3 separate regions of the Homo sapiens genome follow, and all the other regions are linked to region 1. Evidence: chromatin loops called from intact Hi-C (ENCODE). Cell type or tissue: CD4-positive, alpha-beta T cell. All regions are shown on one strand. Each heading gives the region's core, and the rest is flanking DNA. Links, peaks and the distances in the headings are about the cores only.

Region 1 (6,617 bases), core at 1,056-6,055:
AGACTGAATTGTGTTCCCCTAAAATTCATATGTTGAAGCCCCAGTAACTCCACATGTGACTGTATTTGGAGACAAGGTCTTAAAAGACGTGATTCATCCCAGCACTTTGGGAGGCCAAGGTGGGTGGATCACGAAGTCAGGAATTCAAGAACAACCTGGCCAATATGGTGAAACCCCGTCTCTATTAACAATACGAAAATTAGACAGGCATGGTGGTGCATGCCTATAATTCCAGCTACTCAGGAGGCTGAGGCAGGAGAATTGTTTGAATCCAGGAGGCAGAGACTACAGTGAGCCCAGATCGTGCCATTGCACTCCAGCCTGGGAGACAGAGCGAGACTCTGTCTCAAAAAAAAAAAAAAAAAAAAAAGAAGAAGAAGAAAAAAGAGGTGATTCAGGTAGAGTGAGGTCATGAGAGTGGACCCTCACCCAATATGCCTGGTGTGCATATAAGAAGAGGAGATTAGGACACAGACACGCACAGAGGGAAGCCCATGTGGGGACACAGGGAGAAGACGGCCACCATTAGCCAAGGGGAGCCCTCAGAAGAAACAACCCTGCTGACACCTTGATCTTGGACTTCCAGACTCCAGAACTGTGAAAAAGTACATTCCTGTTGTTGAAGCCTCCCGATCTGTGGTCCTTTGACATGGCAGCCCTGGAGAATTAATACAGGTGCTAACGGCTCCCACAATGGATGGCCCTACACCACCACTCCAGTGAAAATGCTCCCTTGAGGCTCACCTACGTATGACGTCCAGGTTTCTAAATCCAACGGTCACTTCTTGGTCCTTGTATCAGTCATGTTTCAGTGTAAGGACTAGAAGCCACATTAGGTATCTTAAGCAGAAAGAGATTGAACATAGGAAATTCAGCACCTACAACATCATAAGATGTACTCAGGGAGCGTGCTCCAGGGCCAGTTTCCAGAAATGACTCCCAGGACACCACAGAACTGACCAAGAGGGGCTGCCACCGAGGCCACAGCCAGGAAGGTGAGGAGTCAGGGGCCACCTCTAAACCCCCCACTGTGGCTGCCACCCAGGGGTTAGGATGCTACCACCACTGCTGTACCCGAATCTTGAGCCTCAGGAAGTCAGAGTCCAGATACTACGACACAGGGTCCAGCACTGCGTCCTCTGCTGCAACTGCTTATTGACACCCACAAGGTCACTTGCCAGCAATGACTGCCAAGAGCAGCAAGAAGACAGCTGCTTTCCAAATCTCATGGGAGCAAATCCCATTGGTAGGATCTAATTCACATCCAGAATCATAGCTGCAAGGGATCCGGGAGGAAGGGTGGCTTTAGCTTGCTAGCCTCTGCAGTATAGGAGGGTGAGGCGGGGTAGAATGGAAGGTGAGTGAGTCGACCTGGGCCCTAGCCCACTCCTACCCTGCCTCTCTGCATCACTTGGCTAGGGCCACTCCCTCCCCTTTTCAATATTTTTCCAGTTGTCTCCTTGCACTGGTTTGGGCTCCTCTGTCTCACTCCATGTGTCAGCACACTCATACTCCACTGCAGACAAGCAGCAGGGCTTGCTCGGGCAGGGCTTTGTTGATCTCACTCAGCAGGGTGTCAGGAGGCAGCCTGGGACTGGAGCTGCAGCCCAGCAGTGCCATCAGAAACCTGGGCCCTTCTGTGTTTTGGTCCCATCACCCTCAGCACTTGCTCTGCCCCTCATGCTTACCGTTGAGAGCTGCAAGTTGGCTGCACCTGCCAGCCTCACACCCACTTTCCAAGCAGCAGGGAAGGGGGCCAAACACTGCCTTCTCCTCATGAGAATTTCCTTTTATTCAGGAAGGGCCACCCTCTCCAGGGACCCTGGTTGGCCAGAAAGGTCACATGGCCATCCTTGGCTGCAAAGGAGGCTGGGAAATAACAATTTAGGTTTCAGACTCTGTAGTTAGTAGAGGAAGGAGAGCTGGAGAGGGATTGAGAATAGCTGTTGAGTGAGCCTACTTTTTAATATTTGTCATAGCCATAAAGGGAATTAGCTGGCTCACGTAACCAAGTTGTCTGGGCTTCCAGCATTGATGATGCAGAGGCCCATATGATACCATCCAGCCTCAATAGCTGTTGTTGCACATCTCCCCACTCACCTTCCTCTGCTGTGGCTTCATTCTTAGGATCCTTCTGGTACTTAGAACTCCAGATTCACATCATCTTCCCAGCTGGACATCACAACTGGAAAGGAGTTTTCTTTGTCTAGTTGTTCCAGCAAAAGTCCCAGGACTGAATCTCACTGGACTTACTCAGGTCACCAAACCACTCTTGAACGAGTTGCCATAGCCAGGCAATGGAATACCAGCTGGACCTCTGTTCCATGGGTCACGTGAGTCCTGGGCCCAAGCCCAGGTACTAAGAAAGGAATAAACTCCCCCGCTCAATGGAAAGAGGAGCACAGAATTTGCAGCCATCGGCTGGGCACAGTGGCTCAGCACTTTGGGAGGCCAAGGCGGGCGGATCACTTGAGGTCAGGAGTTTGAAACCAGCCTGGCCAACACGGTGAAACCCTGTCTCTACTAAAAATACAAAAAATTAGCCAGGCATGGTGGCACATGCCTGTAGTCTTACCTACTTGGGAGGCTGAGGCAGGAGAATGGCTTGAACCCGGGAGGTGGAGGTTGCAGTGAGCCGAGATCATGCCATTGCATTCCAGCCTGGGCGGCAGAGCGAGACTCCATCTCAAAAAAAAAAAAAAAAAAGAATTTGCAGCCATCATTAACCTACTGCCCACTAAGCTGGCTCAGCCCCCTGTAGAAACAGCACCATCACCCGCCAGTCTCCCAGGCTGGAAACCTCAAAGTCATCCTTCACTCTGCTCACCTTCACCCTCGATTTTTCACCAGGACCAGTCAGTTTCAGTATCTAATTACCTCTCACAAAGGTCCCTCACACCCCAGATCCTCTGTACCCCCAACCATCAGCACCCCTGGCCTGGGCCTTTGTAACAGCCTCCTAAGAGGCCTGTCTGCATTTAATCTGTCCATCAAGTCCTTCCTTCACATGACAGCCAGAGTGACCTTTCTAAACTGCAAATCAGGGCTCACCTTGGTTCCCGGTTCTCAGGTCTCCACCATCTGGCATGTGACCCAGAGGGAGTGAGGACACCTCTCCAAGGCTCAGCCTCACTCATAGGCAAGGCAGGCTCATAACAGAATCTCAAAGGGTTGTACTGAGGAGCACTTGGGACAAGGCATCTGGCACAAGAGACATTTCCCACCAAGGAGGGTTTCTTTCTTACCTATTGCCAATCTGAAAAAAATAAGAAGAGTAAATGGTGTTCTGGCATTCAGAGCCTCTCACCACCTGGCTCCCATTTCTCTTTTTTTTTTTTTTTTTGAGACAGAGTCTTACTCTGTGGCCCAGGCTGGAGTGCAGTGGTGAGATGTCAGCTCACTGCAACGTCCACCTCCCAGGTTCAAGCGATTCTCCTGCCTCAACCTCCCAAGTAGCTGAGATTACAGGCATGTGCCACCACACCCGACTAATTTTTGTATTTTTAGTAAGGACTAGGTTTCACCATGTTGGCCAGGCTGGTCTCAAACTCTTGACCTCAGATGATCCGCTGGCCTCGGCCTCTCAAAGCGCTGGGATTACAGGCGTGGGCACCTGGCCCATTTCTCCTTTGAGGTTCATCCCCCCTGCTTCCCGCTAAAGCCACACGCATACACTCACTCAGCGTTAAGTGCGTGCTCCTGCCCACCAGTGTACACAGAGGTCGCCCAGTCTCCACCTCTGTGGCTTGCACATGCTGTCCCCACCACCCGGTGCCCTTCCCTCTTCCAAGCCAGCTCTCCTAACCCAACCCCTACACCTGACAACCCCTTCCCCAGTTCTCCCCATGTGGAATCCATCCTTACCACTCCCGTTCATACTGTTTCAAGAACTCGTTACGTGTCAGCGGAATCATCCTGGATTGGATTGCCTCCCCCATGTGACGGGCTCCTAGGGGTCCAGCCCTGTTCCCGGCCAGAATCCAGCCCCACGGATACCTGGGTATTGGGGCTGAAGGACCCTCAGAGGTCCCCTCGTTCACAGGGGAGCCCCAGGCGGTGGGTTCTCTGAGTGCCATCCCCGCGGCGACCACGCAGGGGAGCCCGCGGGCTGGCTTTGGTCACCTAGGAAACCGACGAGGGGTGGGGCAAGGAGGGCCAGACCCCTGCCCCGACTCTGGTCTGGCTCCTCCTGTGGGCCTCGGCTCTGGAGAGCTGAGAGACCCCAGGCCCACTTCCCTCGGCCACTCGTGGCCGTGCTCTGTGCTGACTGCCTTACATGGATTATTTCATTACATTCTGCAAAACTTCCCTTGTTTGAAAAAATGAAACAAAAACAACCTTCCCTTGAGGGAGGCGTCGTCACTAACCCCGGTTTTTTTGTTTTTGTTTTCTGTTTTTCGTTTTGTTTTTGAGACGGAGTCTCACTCCATCACTCAGACTGGAGTGCAGTGGTGCGATCTCGGCTCACTGCAACCTCCACCTCCCGAGTTCAAGCGATTCTCCTGTCTCAGCCTCCTGAGTAGCTGGGATTACAGGCGCCTGCCACCATGCCCGGCTAATTTTTGTATTTTTAGCAGAGACAGGGTTTCACCTTGTTGGTCAGGCTGGTCTCGAACTCCTGATCTCAGGTGATCCACCCACCTCGGCCTCCCAAAGTGCTGGAATTACAGGCATGAGCCACCGCACCTGGTCACTAACCCTGTTTTACAGAAAAGGAAGCTGAGGCCCAGAGAGGGAAGCTCACTATAGCGGGGCAGCCAGCAGTAACGGGGAGGAGCTGGCCATGTCTGCCCAGCTTGGTGGCCTGATCTCAGGCCTGAGCCCCTCTGTGCGGGTCTCGCACTGGGTGCCTCCCAGAGCTTTCTAGGGTTTTTGGTGGCCTTTTAAAAAACTTTTCTGTAGGGCTTCATTTGTGTTGTTTTAATTGTAGTGAAATATACATAACAGAAAATGTACCATTTTTACCATTTGAAGTGTAAAGTTCAGTGACATTAAGTACATTCACAATGTGCAACTTTTTTAAGGTTGCAAAACTGAAACTCTAGCCCTACCCGGAGCAATTGGGCAAGTGAAAGAAAAAAATGGCATCCAAACTGGAAAGCAGGAAGTAAAATTGTCCCTTTTTGCAGATGACATCATCTTATATTTACAAAAACCCAAACACTCCATTCAAAAATGGTTAGGACTAATAAATTCAGTGAAGTTGCAAGACGCAAAATCAACATACAAAAATCAGAAGTGTTTCTTTACACCGGTAGGAAGCAACTTGAAAAAGAAAAAAGCAATCCCATTTATAATAGCTGCAAAAAAAAAAAAAAAACCACACTTACGAATAATTTTTTTTTTGAGACAGAGTCTCGTTCTGTTGCCCAGGCTGGAGTGCAATGGTGCGATCTCGGCTCACTGCAAGCTCCACCTCCCGGGTTCACGCCATTCTCCTGCCTCAGCCTCCCGAGTAGCTGGGACAGCAGATGCCCGCCATGACACCTGGCTAATTTTTTTTTTTTTTTTTTGTATTTTTAGTAGAGACGGGGTTTCACCGTGTTAGCCAGGATGGTCTCTATCTCCTGACCTCGTGATCCACCCGCCTCGGCTTTCCAAAGTGCTGGGATTACAGGCGTGAGCCACCATGCCCAGCCATGAATAAATTTAACCTAAGAGGGAAAAGATCTCTATGATGAAAATTATAAAACACTGATGAGAGAAACTGAAGAGGACACAAAAACATGGAAAAATAACCCATGTTCATGGATTGGAAGAATTAATATTGTTAAAATGTCCATACCACACAAAGGGATCTACAGATTCAATATAATCTTTACCAAAATATCAATGACATTCATCACAGAAATAGAAAAAAAAAATCCTAAAATCTGTATGCAATCTGTATGGACAAAGCATTCAGGGCCTTTGAGCAAAAGGAAGAAAGCTGGAGGCATCACACTACCTGACTTCAAAACATACCACCAGGCTATAGTAACCAAAACAGCATGGTACTGGCATAAAAGTAGACACATAGGCCAGGTGCAGTGGCTCACAGCTGTATTCCCAGCACTTTGGGAGGCTGAGGCAGGAGTTCACTTGAGGTCAGAGTTCAAGACCAGCCTGGCCAACAAGGTGAAACCCCGTCTCTACTAAAACTACAAAAATTAGCCAACCATGGTGGCTTTTGCCTGTATTCCCAGCTACTTGGGAGGCTGAGGTGGGAGGATCGCTTGAACCCGGGAGGTGGAGATTGCAGTGAGCGGAGATGGCGCTGCTGCACTCCAGCCTGGGCAAGAAGTAAGACTCTGTCTCAGAAAACAAAAACAAAAACAAAAATGGACACATAGACCAATGGAACAGAATAGAAAACCCAGATATAAATCCACGTATTTACAGCCAAATGGTTTTTTACAAAGGCACCAAGAATATACACTGAGGAAAGGACAGTCTCTTCAGTAAGTGGACCAGGAAAATTGGATATCAGCATGCAGAAGAAGGAACCTAGACCCCTGTCTCCCACCACACACAAAAATCAGCTCAAAATGGATTAAAGACATAAATGTAAGACTCGAAACTAGGAAAGTACTAGAAGAAAGCATAGAGAAAATGCCTCAGGACATTGGTCTGGACAA
Region 2 (6,617 bases), core at 537-5,536, 50 kb after region 1:
AGCAGTGAGATTCCTGGAGGTGGCACTGGGGGCTGGTCACCCTGAGAGTCCCATCGCCTGCAGCACCTGGAGACCCACCTCCCACCCCAGTGCACTCTTTTGGGCCACAGACATCATTGCTGTTCCCCGTTACCTCGAGCTGACTCTAGAGGGGAAGGCAGAGCTCAGGAGGGTGGGTGGGAGCTGCAGTGGGCTCAGAGTCCAGCAATGAGGCCCCCTGGCCTGGGCACCCAGCTGCAGGCCCCTGCCCTACGTGCACTACAGGAAGGGGTGAGGAGAGCAGCCAGAGGAAAACCAGCCCCAGAATGCTGCAACTTCTCTTCTCTCTGGACTTCGGTGTCCTCGGCTCTGAAGGCGCTCTCTGCACTTAGATGCTGTCAGCCCTCAACGTAGGAGGGGCCGTGGGGTCCCTAAGTGATTCTTCTCCCTGGCAAGGCTCTTCCTTTTCAGGGATATCTCTGCCAACCCCTCCCCTGTCCTCGGGTTGGGCTTGGCCCTCTCTGCCTGAGAGAGCTCAGCACACACACAGCTCAGACCCACGGACAGGACCCCGGGACAGAACCCCGGGAGCACTGCCCTAGGAGCCCGGACCCCACGAGCTCAGTCCCAGCTCTGCCTCTGACTCGCTGTGTGCCCTCTGCCAAGTCATGCCCATTCTCTAGTTCTTGCAAAACTGCAGTGTTTGGACTAGAAACGTATTGGCCCCTGCTAGCCCTGTGCTCCAGCTTCCAGCTGGAGATGGCAGCCGTTGTTTGCGGAGCCCAGGCTGACTCCGGATTCAACGTTGCTGGGGAGAGAAAAGCAGTATAGACTCCACCTTCCAGGATGTCCATTTCGGGGAGAGGAGCAGGTGGGACCCTCAAGAAAATGACGGAGAACATCCCAGACAGATGGGACTCAAGCAGGATGGGTGCTATATCCAAGAAGCCAAGAAGGGAGAGTTTCGTGCACTGTGGTTAACAGGAGGGCTGCCTGGAGGCAGTGGCTGAGCCAGAAAGTAACACAGAGCTCATGCTTGGAGAGAGAGAGTCTTGGCCATGGCTTTCCTGCAAGACCACTGACGAGCAGTCCCATGGTGATAAAGGGCAGCCCGGCGGGTCCCAGCATCTCGAGACCCTCTGCAGAAGTATTATCAGAGTAGAGCTGACTTCCAGTACCCGGGCAGCCAGCTCTGTCTCCAGGGAGGCCTGGCCTGGAGGAGGAGTCCACTAACAGGAAACACTTCTCACCCCCTCACACAGGCCCAGGGGAGCCCCTGGAGGGAAATTCCTTGGCAGGGGAACAGGAAATGTGGCCGCCTCTGCCCCACTGCCAGCCTGAGTGGGCAAGGAAGCAGGTGGATCCCCCAGAAGGAACCGCAGCTCGCGAGGCACCTCTCCTCGTCCCCACCCACCCCCACATTTGCACACCTTCCACAGGGTCAGGATGGAGTAGCTGCCTTGCGAGGTGGTGAGACTCCTGTCTCTGGAGGTCTGCAAGCACTGGTAGTGATATTGCAGCAGACAAGGTCTGGGTTGGGCGTCTGCAGGAGGACACCTTGTGGGACATCTGAGGACATCCGCAGATTCTTGTCAGCCTGTGAACTAGGCCCTGCCTCTGTCACCTCATTGGTCCATGAAGGAGCAGCCAGGGGTGGTGGAAGGAGCACTGGGCTAGGGGTCAGGGGTCAGAGATTCTGTCCTGCTCCTGGGATGCACTGGCTACTCCCTTAGTCTACTCCCTTCCCCTCTCTGGTCCTCAGCTTCCTCCATCATGGAGGAGATGGGATCATGGATTTTCTGGGCATAAGTGGCTGTTCTGGGAGTCATTCCAAAGAGAGAATAAAACTCCTGATCCAACTCGTGAGTGGGCTCTGTCCTCTCTGTGACTGCGGCTGCCACCTTGACCCCACCGGGCCCTCCACCTCCGTCCCTTTCCCAGTGGAGGGCAGGAGGGCCAGGCAGGGAGGCTGGTCACTCAGAGGGCCCTACGACCCCATCCCCGGAACACTGGCACAGGAGCCATCCCCAGGGGCTGGACAGCCAATGGGGCTTCCACAGAGCAGGTGCAGGCAAGCTGGTTCTGACAAGCCCAGGGAAAGGCAAAAGGACTTTCCAGCAGGCAATGCTGTCTAACGATAGAAAGAGCCGCTGCCGGTCAGGCGTGGTGGCTCACGCCTGTAATCCCAACACTCTGGGAGGCCGACGTGGGAGGATCACTTGAGGTCAGGAGTTCGAGACCAGCCTGGCCAACATGGTGAAATCCCGTCTCTATTAAAAATACAAAAATTAGCTGGGCGTGGTGGTGGGTGCCTATAGTCCCAGCTACTCAGGAGGCTGAGGCAGGAGAATTGCTTGAACCTGGGAGGCGGAGGTGTCATTGAGCCCAGATGGTGCCACTGCACTCCAGCCTGGGTGACAGAGCAAGACTCCATCTCAAAAGAAAAAAAGAGCCAGGCGTGGTGGCTCACGCCTGTAATCCCAGCACTTTGGGAGGCTAAGGCGGGCAGATCACCTGAAGTTAGGAGTTCGAGACCAGGCTGGCCAACCTGGTGAGACCCCCCGTCTAAAAATACAAAAAATTAGCCAGGCGTGGTGGTGCAAGCCTGTAATCCCAGCTACTTGGGAGGCTGAGGCAGGAAAATTGCTTGAATCTGGGAGGTAGAGGTTGCAGTGAGCCGAGATCATGCCACTGCACTCTAGCCTGGGCAACAGAGTGAGACTCTGTCTCAAAATAAAAAGAAAGGAAGGAAGGAAGGAGCGGGGAGGGAGAGAGACAGACAGACAGACAGACAGAAAGAGAGAGAGAGAAAGAGCCTGCTGCCACGGGAGGTGAGTAGAATGTTCCCCGTTGCTGGAGGAGTGCAAGCACTGCTGCTCCAAGGATCACTTGGTGGGTAACGGAGGAGCTTGAATTCAATAACCTTCATTTATTTGTACATCCCACAAATGTTTATGGAGCACCTACGTTGTGCCAGGCACTGTCCCAGACACTGGTACAACAAGGCCGAATCCCTGCCTGCATGGGGCTCACATCCCTGCAGTACTGAACACACGCTGTTCCAGAGGACGCAGAGCAGGCAGTGGAGGGCTGGGCTGGGCTGGGCTGGGCAGAGGGCAATCCGGGGAGGCTTCTCTGAGGAGGGTGCTCAAGTATTGGCAGCCAGGCTGGGGACAGGACACGCACCTGATAATGCAGTGAGCTCACTTCATGTCTGCCCCACACTGAACTGTGAGCTCCTTGTGGGCCAGACCTTGCACATACTCAGAGTGCCCAGCACACAATAGGTGCACAATAACTGCTAGTTCACCTGAAGTTAACTGATAAAAGGCCCTCTGGGTCTCAGCATCAGCAGGTGCAAATGTCCAGAGGCCTAGAGAGCTATGAGAACGTTGGTGCCTCCAGGAGATGCAGGAGTACCTGGAGAGGCCACATCACAAGCCAGGAGCATGGAGAGCTGGGCTCTGACTCACTGGCCCCCTGAGTCTCTCCAGGGCATGTCTGCTCACCTTCCTGCCATTCTGCCACTCCTCACTCTGGTCAGCAGGGGGCTCCCACCACACGTGGATAAGAGGTTTCAACGCTGCAGTCAGAATGGCTGGACTGGCTGCACAGGGCTGGACAGGGCTGGACGGGGCTGGACAGGGCTGACTGGCTGTCCCTTGCAGGGACGGGGTCTCTGTCCGGAGTAGAGCCCTGGCCTGGACGTCCTAAAGGGGGAGACATCTGGTCTATCAGGGCCCAAGGGCTCGAGCAGCCCAGTAGACACCCATGGACACAAACAAGCATGGGCCTCCCCGCCACTCGTGCTGGGCACAGTCACCCCTGCTGGGGCTGGCATTGGGCCTGGCACTGGGAGATTCGCGCACTCTTGCTTTCTGGCTGTGGGGCCCCGAACGAGTTGCTTACCCTCTCTGGTTGGAATTTTCCTCCCTGAGAGGTTGGGCCAGGTGAGTTCCATGATGCAAACCTTGAAGGGAGACTTCCACATGCAACAGGCACCGCTGCAACACAGCTCCTGCCCTGGAAGGGATGGCGGGGGAGGAAGATGAGCAGGTACCACGAAAGCCATTACTGTGTCAGGGCACGGGGCGGGGGGGTGACGTAGCCGTCAGAGCCACCCAGAGGGCCATGGTGAAGGCTCACCTCTACCCTGTGCCTTAAGCAGGTTTCCTAAGCTCTCTGAGCCTCAGGTTTCCCATCTATAAAATGGAAATAATTAAATATATGTAAAATGCTAACAACAGCGTTAGGCAGCTCCTGGGACGTTACATGCTACTATTATTATGGTCACAAGGCAGACTGTGGGCATGCATTCATGGAGCTACAAAAACATGGAATTGGGGCCATTTGAGGGGGAAAGATTCATGTGGGCAGTGGGGTAGTGGGGGAGATCTGGGAAGACTTCTTGGAAGAGGTGTGCTCAGGAAAGATAAGCCAAGTGGAGGTCTGAGCCTTCCAGCCAGTGGGGCCAGTAGGAGACAGGACAAGGAGGGCAGGTCGAGGCAAGGTATTTCTGGAACTCCCCTGGGCCCCAAACACAAGCCCCAGTGAGTCAAAAGAATGCAAGGTTGAGGGAGGCTGGGTGCTGGCTGGGACTGAGCTGCGTGCACAGTGCAGGATCCTTGCAGCTCTGGGGCTGCAGCTTTGGCCGCATGAAGCTCTGAGGGGGCATTCAGTAATGTGGCTGCTGAACGGAGACATCCCAGCCTGAGGGAGGACTAGCTTGGCACAGAAGGCTCTGGGTTGGAATAGGCCAGGGCAGCGGGGCTTGGAGAAGGCAGAGTGGGCCCCTGCCAGGTACCTGGGGAGGAGGAGCCCCTCCATCTTGAAGCCTGGCACACAGAGCTGCCAGGGGACAGGAGATGGGGGCAGGCAGCCCGAGTCGAGTGGCAGGTATGAAAGACCTGGAGAAATTGATTTATTAGGGACATAAAAGGAGCTAAATATGTTTGCCGGCTCAGTGATGACTCAGGCCTTCCCCAGGGGTCTGCAAGTGTGAGCATCAAAGACAGGCCTGCTCCCACCAGGACACTGCAGGCTCCAGACCCTCCTTCCCTTCAATGGGAGGACCACCTCCTACCCCAAGTGTCCTGAGAGCCTGGCCTCTGAGGGGCACCAGAGACCCAGCCACTCACTCCTGCATGCCTCCCAACTCTCCAGACTGCACCCAGAATGGCTGAAGAATGAAGCCAGAGAGTGACACACATCTGGGTCAAAATCCTGGCCTTGCCCCAAACTGCCATGTGATCCTGGCCCAGTGGGGACCCTCTCTGGACCGTCCCCGCGAGCCAGCCCCACCTCCCTCCCTGTCTGGCAATGTTGTCCCATCCCTTTTGGCTTCTTCCTGACAGCACAGCCTCCTCTGCCCAAGATCCAACAACCACCCTCCAGGAGAAAAGCCAGACTCCACAGGGCCTCTTTGGGGAGAACATGCTCTTCCCGTGGTGGTTCCAGGCCGGGCGCTGGGCTCTGGAGAAACGTGGGCGAATCTGGTCTGCAGGCAGGGCCGGCGGAGGAGGATGAAGTGACCTCGCTATGGGGACAGCGTTGGGAGCGACGGTAAGGATGAGGGAAGAGGGGCTGTGGGGCCTGGGGAGACTGGAGCACGGAGCCCCCACACAGGAGTTTGGCACATTTGAGAAGCGGTGAATTCTTTGGTGGGCCTGGAGGAGGCCTGCCTAGAACAGCTGGACTTGGAATGCAACAGAAGCGGAGACACACTGGCCAGCCTGCGTGGGTGACTTTACCAGGACGGTGACGGGGAGCCAGGAAAGGGTTCAAAGCAGGAGAGAGACGGCTGGAAGCCGTCTGGGGATAGCCCCTAGGATCGACCACTCAAGGGATGGATTAAGGAGGCTAGGTGGGCCACAGGGGGCTGGAGGAGGTGAGGGAGGAACAGAGCGGTCGCTGGACAGGAGGAAAGAGGCTTGATGGGCCTCCGGGGCTAAGACTTGTGGGAGGTGACAGCATTCCCCGAAACAGCCCAGCGAAGGGCAGGTGTGGGGAAGGAGTCGGGCGGAGGGGAGGTGAACAGGTCACACTGCGTCAGAGGGGCAGCAGGACCTCCCCGTGGACACCTTCAGCTGCGAGTTAGACAAGAGTCCTGGGCTCAGCAGAAAGCCCTTCCCACCTCCTCTTCCGCACCCTCTCACCCTCTTATCTCCTCCTCCTCTCCCCACTCCCACCTCTCCCACTTGCCCCTCCCTCCCCTGTCTGCCCGATTCCGCCCCCTCCCCTTTCTTGGCCATTTAGTCTTGGCTCAGTGGTGTGTACTGGCAGGCACCTGGGTCCTGGGGTCCACCTGCAGGCCTGGGTTCCAATCCCAGTGTGTGGGTTCTTAACAGCACGTGACCCTCAAAAGTAACCCACAAAGACCCAGGTTTGCCCTGGACACCCCGGCCCACCCCCACCATGCCCAGCATCAGTATGTCATGGCCAAAGCCGCCAACCATGGAGCACTCGCTAAGGCCAGCGCCTCCCACTACATGCTGTCTTCCAACCTTCCAGCACTCCCTAAGCAGGCGTGACTATCCCCATTTTACAGAGAAGGGCCCTCAGGCGCACTCTGGCCCAGCCAAGAAGGACCTGAGCCGGCATGGAACCAGCGCCATCTGATCTGAAACCTGTGTCAGGGC
Region 3 (6,617 bases), core at 705-5,704, 300 kb after region 1:
ACAAAGCTTTGGTGAGGTGTCTGCTCCCTCCTGGCTTCGCTGCGTGGCAGAGATTTTAATGCACAGAGAAGGGAGGTGACTTACTCAGTTACTCAGCAGGAGGCAGTGTAGCCTGGGGCTCCAGGGCTCTGGGATGTGGGGCCTGTTTCACCATTTCTTACTACGTAGCCTCAGGCAAGTTACGTCACTTTGTGCCTCAGTTTCCCCTCTCTAATCTCATGCTGCCCTCAGGAGTAATGTTTTTGTTGTTGTTGTTGTTTGTGAGACGGAGTCTCGCTCTGTCGCACAGGCTGGAGTGCAGTGGCGCAATCTCGGCTCACTGCAACCTCTGCCTCCCGGGTTCAAGCAATTCTCCTGCCTCAGGCTCCTGAGTAGCTGGGATTACAGGCGCCCGCCACTACGCCCAGCTAATTTTTTGTATTTCTGGTAGAGACGGGGTTTCACCATGTTGGCCAGGCTGGTCTCTAATTCCTGACCTCGTGATCCACCCGCCTTGGCCTCCCAAAGTGCTGGGAATACAGGCGTGAGCCACCGCGCCCAGCCCCTCAGGAGTATTGTATGGGTTTAAACGATGAGGCGGGTGAGGTCTTGGCACTTAGTAAGTGCTTCATAAGTGGGCCCTGCAGAATAAGTGCTTTCTTTTTTTTTTCCTTTTTTTTTTTTTTTTTTTTGAGACAAGGTCTTGCTCTGTCTCCCAGACTGGAGTGCAGTGACACAATCATGGCTCATTGCAGCCTTGACCTCCTAGGCTCAAAGGATCCTCCCTTCTTAGCCTCCTGAGTAGCTAGGACCACAGGCATACACCACCACACCCAACTAATTTTTTTAAAATTTTTTTGTAAAAACCAGGTCTCATTATGTTGCTCAGACTTAGAATGAGTGAATGAGTGCTTCTATTTTTTCCTGATACATGGCTTAAGTGTATAGCTCAATGAATTATTTGTCCCCTATTCAGTCAGTACCTGCTCAGAGGCTGCCATCATTCTGATTGCTAATAGCATCAATTGGTTTTGCCTGTTACTGAACTTCCTTGTTTTTTTTTTTTTTTTTTTTTTTTTTTTTGAGACGGAATGTTGCTCTTGTTGCCGAGGCTGGAGTGCCGTGATGTGATCTTGGCTCACTGCAACCTCTGCCTCCAAGGTTCAAGTGATTCTCCTGCCACAGCTTCCTGGGTAGCTGGGATTACAGGTGCGCACCACCACGTCCGGCTAAGTTTTGTATTTTTAGTAGAGACGGGGTTTCTCTATGTTGGCCAGGCTGGTCTCGAACTCCTGACCTCAGGTGAGCCACCCACCTCAACCTCCCGAAGTGCTGGGATTACCAGCATGAGCCACCGCACCCGGCTGTGTTCTTGAACTTTCTATACACAGACTCACTTGGGTCCCCGTGTGCCTAGCTTCTGCCCCGCGTCAGTTGGAGGCCTCCATCCGTGTAGTTGGGTGTGATCATCTATCCTCTTCAGCTGCTAATGTTTGGACCCCGGATTTCCTCCTCTGTCGCGGGCCTGCCGTCACCGCCCATTCTGTCTTCCTTCCAGGTCTCCACCTCTGGGCAGGAGAGTTGCCGACCACCTCGGGGGTGCTTTCTCTGCGCTTGAACATCTATAGCTGCTTCTGAGGGGCTGGGAGCCGGGCCCCTGGGAGAGACGAGCCATGAACCCCCCACAGCCTCTGCATTTGGGGACCTCACCTTAGGAGAGTGCCATTTACAGCTTCCGCCAGGGCAAAGGAGCTGAGCAGCCATCCCAAGCCCAGCCCACCTCCCTCCCCCGGCCCCTGGTAGGCATGGACTAGCAGCTGTGAGCAGCCAGAGCTGATGCCCGGCCCCCAGGGGGGCAGAGGCGCCGCCACCATGAGCCTGGGCAAGCTCTCGCCTGTGGGCTGGGTGTCCAGTTCACAGGGAAAGAGGCGGCTGACTGCAGACATGATCAGCCACCCACTCGGGGACTTCCGCCACACCATGCATGTGGGCCGTGGCGGGGATGTCTTCGGGGACACGTCCTTCCTCAGCAACCACGGTGGCAGCTCCGGGAGCACCCATCGCTCACCCCGCAGCTTCCTGGCCAAGAAGCTGCAGCTGGTGCGGAGGGTGGGGGCGCCCCCCCGGAGGATGGCATCTCCCCCTGCACCCTCCCCGGCTCCACCGGCCATCTCCCCCATCATCAAGAACGCCATCTCCCTGCCCCAGCTCAACCAGGCCGCCTACGACAGCCTCGTGGTTGGCAAGCTCAGCTTCGACAGCAGCCCCACCAGCTCCACGGACGGCCACTCCAGCTACGGTGAGGGCCTGGGCCATCTTGGCCCACTTTTCAGAGGCTGAGGCTGAGGCCCAGAGGGGTTCAGTGGCTCCTCCAAGCTCCAAGTGAGCTCCAAGTGACCACAGAGGTCAGGCCCAGACCCCACATCATGGATGGGGAGGGGGTGCAGTGGTGGGAACAAGCTGACTCCCCAAAACACCTGAGGTTGAGAGTGAGGAGGTGGAGTTTGAATTCTAGCTGCCCCTCACTTGCTGTGTGACCTGGGCAAGCACATCCCCCTCTCTGGGCCTTAGCTGAACCAGTCACCCACCCATTCTTGCCCCCTTCAACCAAAGCCTTCCCCTCATGTCGGAATGATATCATGGAGAGGTGAAGGGCCTGGGCTCTAGATTCCAATCCAGTTCTGCCTGAATTTCAGGAAGTCAGTTGACCTCTATAAGTTCAAGTCCTCGCCTGGATAATGAGTCTCTCGGGGTCATTGCTAAGATTCAGTGCCAGGAGAGGCGCAGGGGGGCTGATACTTAGTAGGTGCTCAGGACACTGGAGCTGTTGTTATCTGAACTTGGTTTCCTGTAACTCGACAAATTTGGGAAACCACTCACAGGAACCGCAAGCCACAGGCCTTCCTGCCCAGCCAGAAGTGCCACCTTGGCCGTTCGGTCAGAGCTCACCTGAGAACCATGGGCCCCTGCTGCCACCTGGTGGCCACTCCCTGCCTTGCGGGAGTGGCTCTAACACCCCTGCCCCAGGCGGCTGCTCAGAACCGCACTGAGGACTGGTCCACAGAAACCCGATTCTGTCTCAGGTCTGTAGTCCTGGAAGCAGGGGCTGGACATGTCTGTCCTTCATTTCTATACAGTCAGACCCTGATTGCTGGTCCCATCCTGTGTCCACAAACCAGCTCACGTGCTATGGGTTCACCTGCAGCCATCGGCCAGCGTCATGGCAGGGAGCCGGTGGCCATGGCTGAGGTCACAGTTGGGACTGAGAGGAGATTTGAGCTCCAGACTTGATTCCACCTCGTCAGACTTCTATGGCCTTGGGCTAGCTCCTTCGCCCCATCCCAAACTGAGCCTCACTTTCCCCATCTGCATAATGGAAATGAGGATAATGATGATTTTCAGCTTTCGGGGTAGACAGGAAGATCACACAGGTGACCATGGAGTGTATTCTATTGGAAAGATGGGAGAAACCGAGGCCAGAGAGGGGAGGGACTAGCCAGAGGCCACACAGCAAGCCAGGACTGGTCCTGTCTCCCCTCCTGAATTCCTGGTGAGGGACCCCAGCTCTGAGCCCACTGCCCATTTCTCTTCTAGGCCTGGACTCTGGGTTCTGCACCATCTCCCGCCTGCCCCGCTCGGAAAAGCCGCATGACCGAGACCGGGATGGTTCCTTCCCCTCTGAGCCCGGGCTTCGCCGCTCTGACTCTCTCTTGTCCTTCCGCCTGGACCTCGACCTTGGGCCCTCACTCCTCAGCGAGCTGCTAGGGGTCATGAGCCTCCCAGAAGCCCCTGCAGCTGAGACTCCAGCCCCCGCTGCAAACCCCCCAGCCCCTACTGCAAACCCCACGGGTCCTGCTGCAAACCCCCCAGCCACTACTGCAAACCCCCCAGCGCCTGCTGCAAACCCCTCAGCACCTGCCGCAACCCCCACGGGTCCTGCTGCAAATCCCCCAGCCCCTGCCGCAAGCTCCACACCCCATGGACACTGTCCCAATGGGGTAACAGCTGGGTTGGGCCCAGTGGCTGAGGTGAAGTCCAGCCCAGTGGGAGGGGGTCCCCGAGGACCTGCTGGCCCTGCCCTCGGCAGGCACTGGGGAGCAGGCTGGGATGGCGGCCACCACTACCCAGAGATGGATGCGCGGCAGGAGCGGGTGGAGGTGCTGCCCCAAGCCCGGGCCTCCTGGGAGAGCCTGGACGAAGAGTGGAGGGCGCCCCAGGCAGGCAGCAGGACCCCAGTGCCCAGCACAGTGCAAGCAAACACCTTTGAATTTGCGGATGCTGAGGAGGATGATGAGGTCAAGGTGTGAGGGGCTGGGGCACGGTCCCAGGGCCCCACCTAGGTGCAGAGCCGGCCCCTCACCTAACAGCTGGTTCCTACCAGACCGGAGAGGGGAGAAGTCATGTTGCCCCTAAACCCCTCCCCACCTCTGCAGGACAGACATGGGAGGGAGGACAGGGAAGGCCAGGCTTGCTCTGGGACTTTTATGCTCCCAGAGGCCCTGCCAAACTGACCACCTCCCCCGACTGCCACTCTGGACCTAATAGCTGTTCCTTAGGCCCCACTCCATGCCACCCCCACCAGCTGGAGGACCCAGCCTCACAGTGTGTCCTTTGTGCCAGACCAAGCGGCCCGTGGGGGGTGGGGGGCAGGGAGTGTACCACACAGGGCCATTGTCTCACCTCCCAAAGGGACCGCCTGCCCCCAGCTCATCCCAGAGCGTCCCTGCTGCAACCCTGACAGCCGTCTCCCAGGCCGCTTCCCCAACATCCCCGCCCCAGCCTCCCTCTTACCCCAGAAAGGTCAGGTATGACCTCCCGGGGAGGAATCCCACCTGCCTGTATACCCCAGACTTGCCTCTGGGGCCTGATTAAATAAGGCTGTTTTGATAAAAGGTGTCCTGCAAGATGCTTGGGGACCTGGGACAACAGCATCAGCTCTGTCTGCTTCAGTCCCCTCCCCTCCAGGGAGTTTAGAAAGCCAAGGATCCCCCATCAAGGCCCCCAGCAGGGAAGGGAAGTGGACGCGCCAAGGGGAGGGTAATGAGTAACCAGGCTGGAACGCCCCTGAGATAAGAGGCCCAGGTGGGAGCCCTTATCTGCAGTTCCGGGAACAGCCCCTGGCCCAGGTGCCTGGGACTCGTGTCTGCCCCATAATCCCACAGGGCAGCATGGCATTTGCTCTGGCGATAGTGGGGGCAAGTAGACAGAAGCAAGTGCGTAGGACTGTTGGGAGCATGTCTCAGCCTCCCAACATGGCAGCCGGGTGTCCTCATATCTGTTTCCTCCTCAGTATTATGAAAATGCCAGGAGCATTAAAATGCACGGAAAGAGAAATGCCCTCCTTAGGTATCGGAAGACCGGTTAAATTTAGCCACAAACAGCTAACGTGAGGTGGTGCACTCCCTGTCACTACAGGTATGCAACCAGAGGATGTGTGGCAGGAGGCAGGATCACTACGGGACCTCAGGATCCCTGAGAGCAGGACATTCTGGATCATGGGGTGCCTTCATTCAGAGGTCCTCAGACCAGGGGTATCCCATGTTTTTGTAAACTTGAGGGACCCAAGAGAGAAAGGAGTCACAAGCCACAGTTCTTGCCACAGGAAGACTCGATAAAAACAGATTATTTTGTTTGCTTTTAGCCCTGGGGCAGGAACTGCAGGTAGGGATAGGGGAACACACCCAAGCTCTGTTGATCCTGGTGTGACTCGGAAGAAGAACCAGGACAGAGAATCTCGGCTGGAAGTCTTTTATTCTTTTAACTTGAAAGAGGACATGTTGAACCCGCCCCTTACGCTCAGGTAGCTCAGGTGGCTGTGACCCAGCCTGTTGGGAAAAGTCAGCTCGTGCCCATCTGGCAGCTTCACCTTGAATTTGTCACTCTCAAAGGTCACTGTGAACTGTGGGGAGGGAGGGTGTCAAGGAGGCAGGAGGCCCTGGAAATGGGCCAGGGCAGTGCCTGATGGCTCAAACAAGGCCAGCACCTGTGTCCAGGCCAGGCTCTCTTCCATCTGGGCCCTCCCCTTGACATCACCCCAGTGCCCTTTCCCCCTTTGACCTCACCTTGACCTCTGACCCTGGGCTGAAGCACAGGTGATCTTCCCGTTGTTCTTGCCCCCAGTTGCTGCCGTCCAATGAGTTGCAGACAATGGTGGATTCGCTGAAGCGAGGGTTGAAATGCAGGTTCAGCTTGTCTGTCCCCTGGCCCAGATTAATTACAAAGCTGCAGGAGAAGGGGTAGCAGGTGAGGTTCAGGGCTCAGGCCTGGATAAAGCAGCTTGGGTTGGAGGACCTTGGTTGACCACAAGCTGGAAGAATCAAAGCTTGTGTTAGTTGAGATCTGTGCCTTAAAACAAGGGAGGTAACAACCTGCTCAGACTTAGCACTGTGGTAGCACATTCCATTTGGAGCAGGGATCACGCTGTTGAGAGAAGGGTAACTGATAGTGACAGCTTCGGGAATTGGGGGTGGCTCTCCTGGGAGAGAGAAATGCTATCTCTTAGATATCTGAAGACCTATTAAATTTAGCCACCAGCAGCCAACCTAAGGTGGTGAGCTCCCTGTCACTATGGGTGTGCAACCGGGGTTGTATGACTTCTTGGCAAGATCACTACAGGAGCCTGGGCTAGACCTGCAGGG

The links. Hi-C counts contacts between places; a loop is a spot of excess contacts. Peaks named below come from ENCODE experiments on the same cell type or tissue, not always from the same donor. Only the 100,000 strongest peaks of a DNase experiment are listed, where the experiment ranks them.
Region 2: a loop joins it to region 1, with 4 times the contacts of the local background. A loop is called at or near these places in 24 of 110 quality-filtered maps.
Region 3: a loop joins it to region 1, with 5 times the contacts of the local background. A loop is called at or near these places in 6 of 110 quality-filtered maps.

The regions. Positions count from the first base shown.
Region 1 is chr22:37,263,116-37,269,732 of GRCh38, forward strand. LOC107985576 (a long non-coding RNA gene) reads right to left here and starts at 2,442. Exons shown (of 3, transcript XR_001755534.1): 1 at 1,689-2,442; 2 at 745-840. RefSeq lists enhancers at 4,163-4,222, 4,243-4,432. In CD4-positive, alpha-beta T cell, for the core only: CTCF peaks have their summits at 4,098 and 4,303; DNase peaks (open chromatin) are centred at 4,136 and 5,076; H3K4me3 peaks cover 967 bases; H3K27ac peaks cover 549 bases.
Region 2 is chr22:37,313,504-37,320,120 of GRCh38, forward strand. CYTH4 (cytohesin 4) reads left to right here. Exons shown (of 13, transcript NM_013385.5): 13 at 1-1,838. The coding sequence ends at 8. LOC105373024 (a long non-coding RNA gene) reads right to left here. Exons shown (of 4, transcript XR_938232.3): 2 at 3,889-4,002. Among named protein-coding and RNA genes, the nearest start is that of CYTH4, 34 kb to the left of the region's middle. RefSeq lists an enhancer at 4,431-5,288. In CD4-positive, alpha-beta T cell, for the core only: CTCF peaks have their summits at 3,534 (motif pointing right) and 3,739; DNase peaks (open chromatin) are centred at 1,308 and 3,528; H3K27ac peaks cover 1,164 bases.
Region 3 is chr22:37,564,535-37,571,151 of GRCh38, forward strand. It overlaps CDC42EP1 (CDC42 effector protein 1), which reads left to right. Exons shown (of 3, transcript NM_152243.3): 2 at 1,538-2,278; 3 at 3,574-4,871. The coding sequence starts at 1,816. The coding sequence ends at 4,286. It overlaps LGALS2 (galectin 2), which reads right to left. Exons shown (of 4, transcript NM_006498.3): 3 at 6,042-6,201; 4 at 5,714-5,878. The coding sequence ends at 5,729. Among named protein-coding and RNA genes, the nearest start is that of CDC42EP1, 7.4 kb to the left of the region's middle. RefSeq lists enhancers at 3,290-3,941, 4,908-5,202, 4,950-5,094, 5,431-5,939, 6,579-6,617 and a cis regulatory region at 5,016-5,029. In CD4-positive, alpha-beta T cell, for the core only: CTCF peaks have their summits at 2,957 (motif pointing left) and 3,156; DNase peaks (open chromatin) are centred at 2,017 and 2,917; H3K4me3 peaks cover 1,206 bases; H3K27me3 peaks cover 279 bases.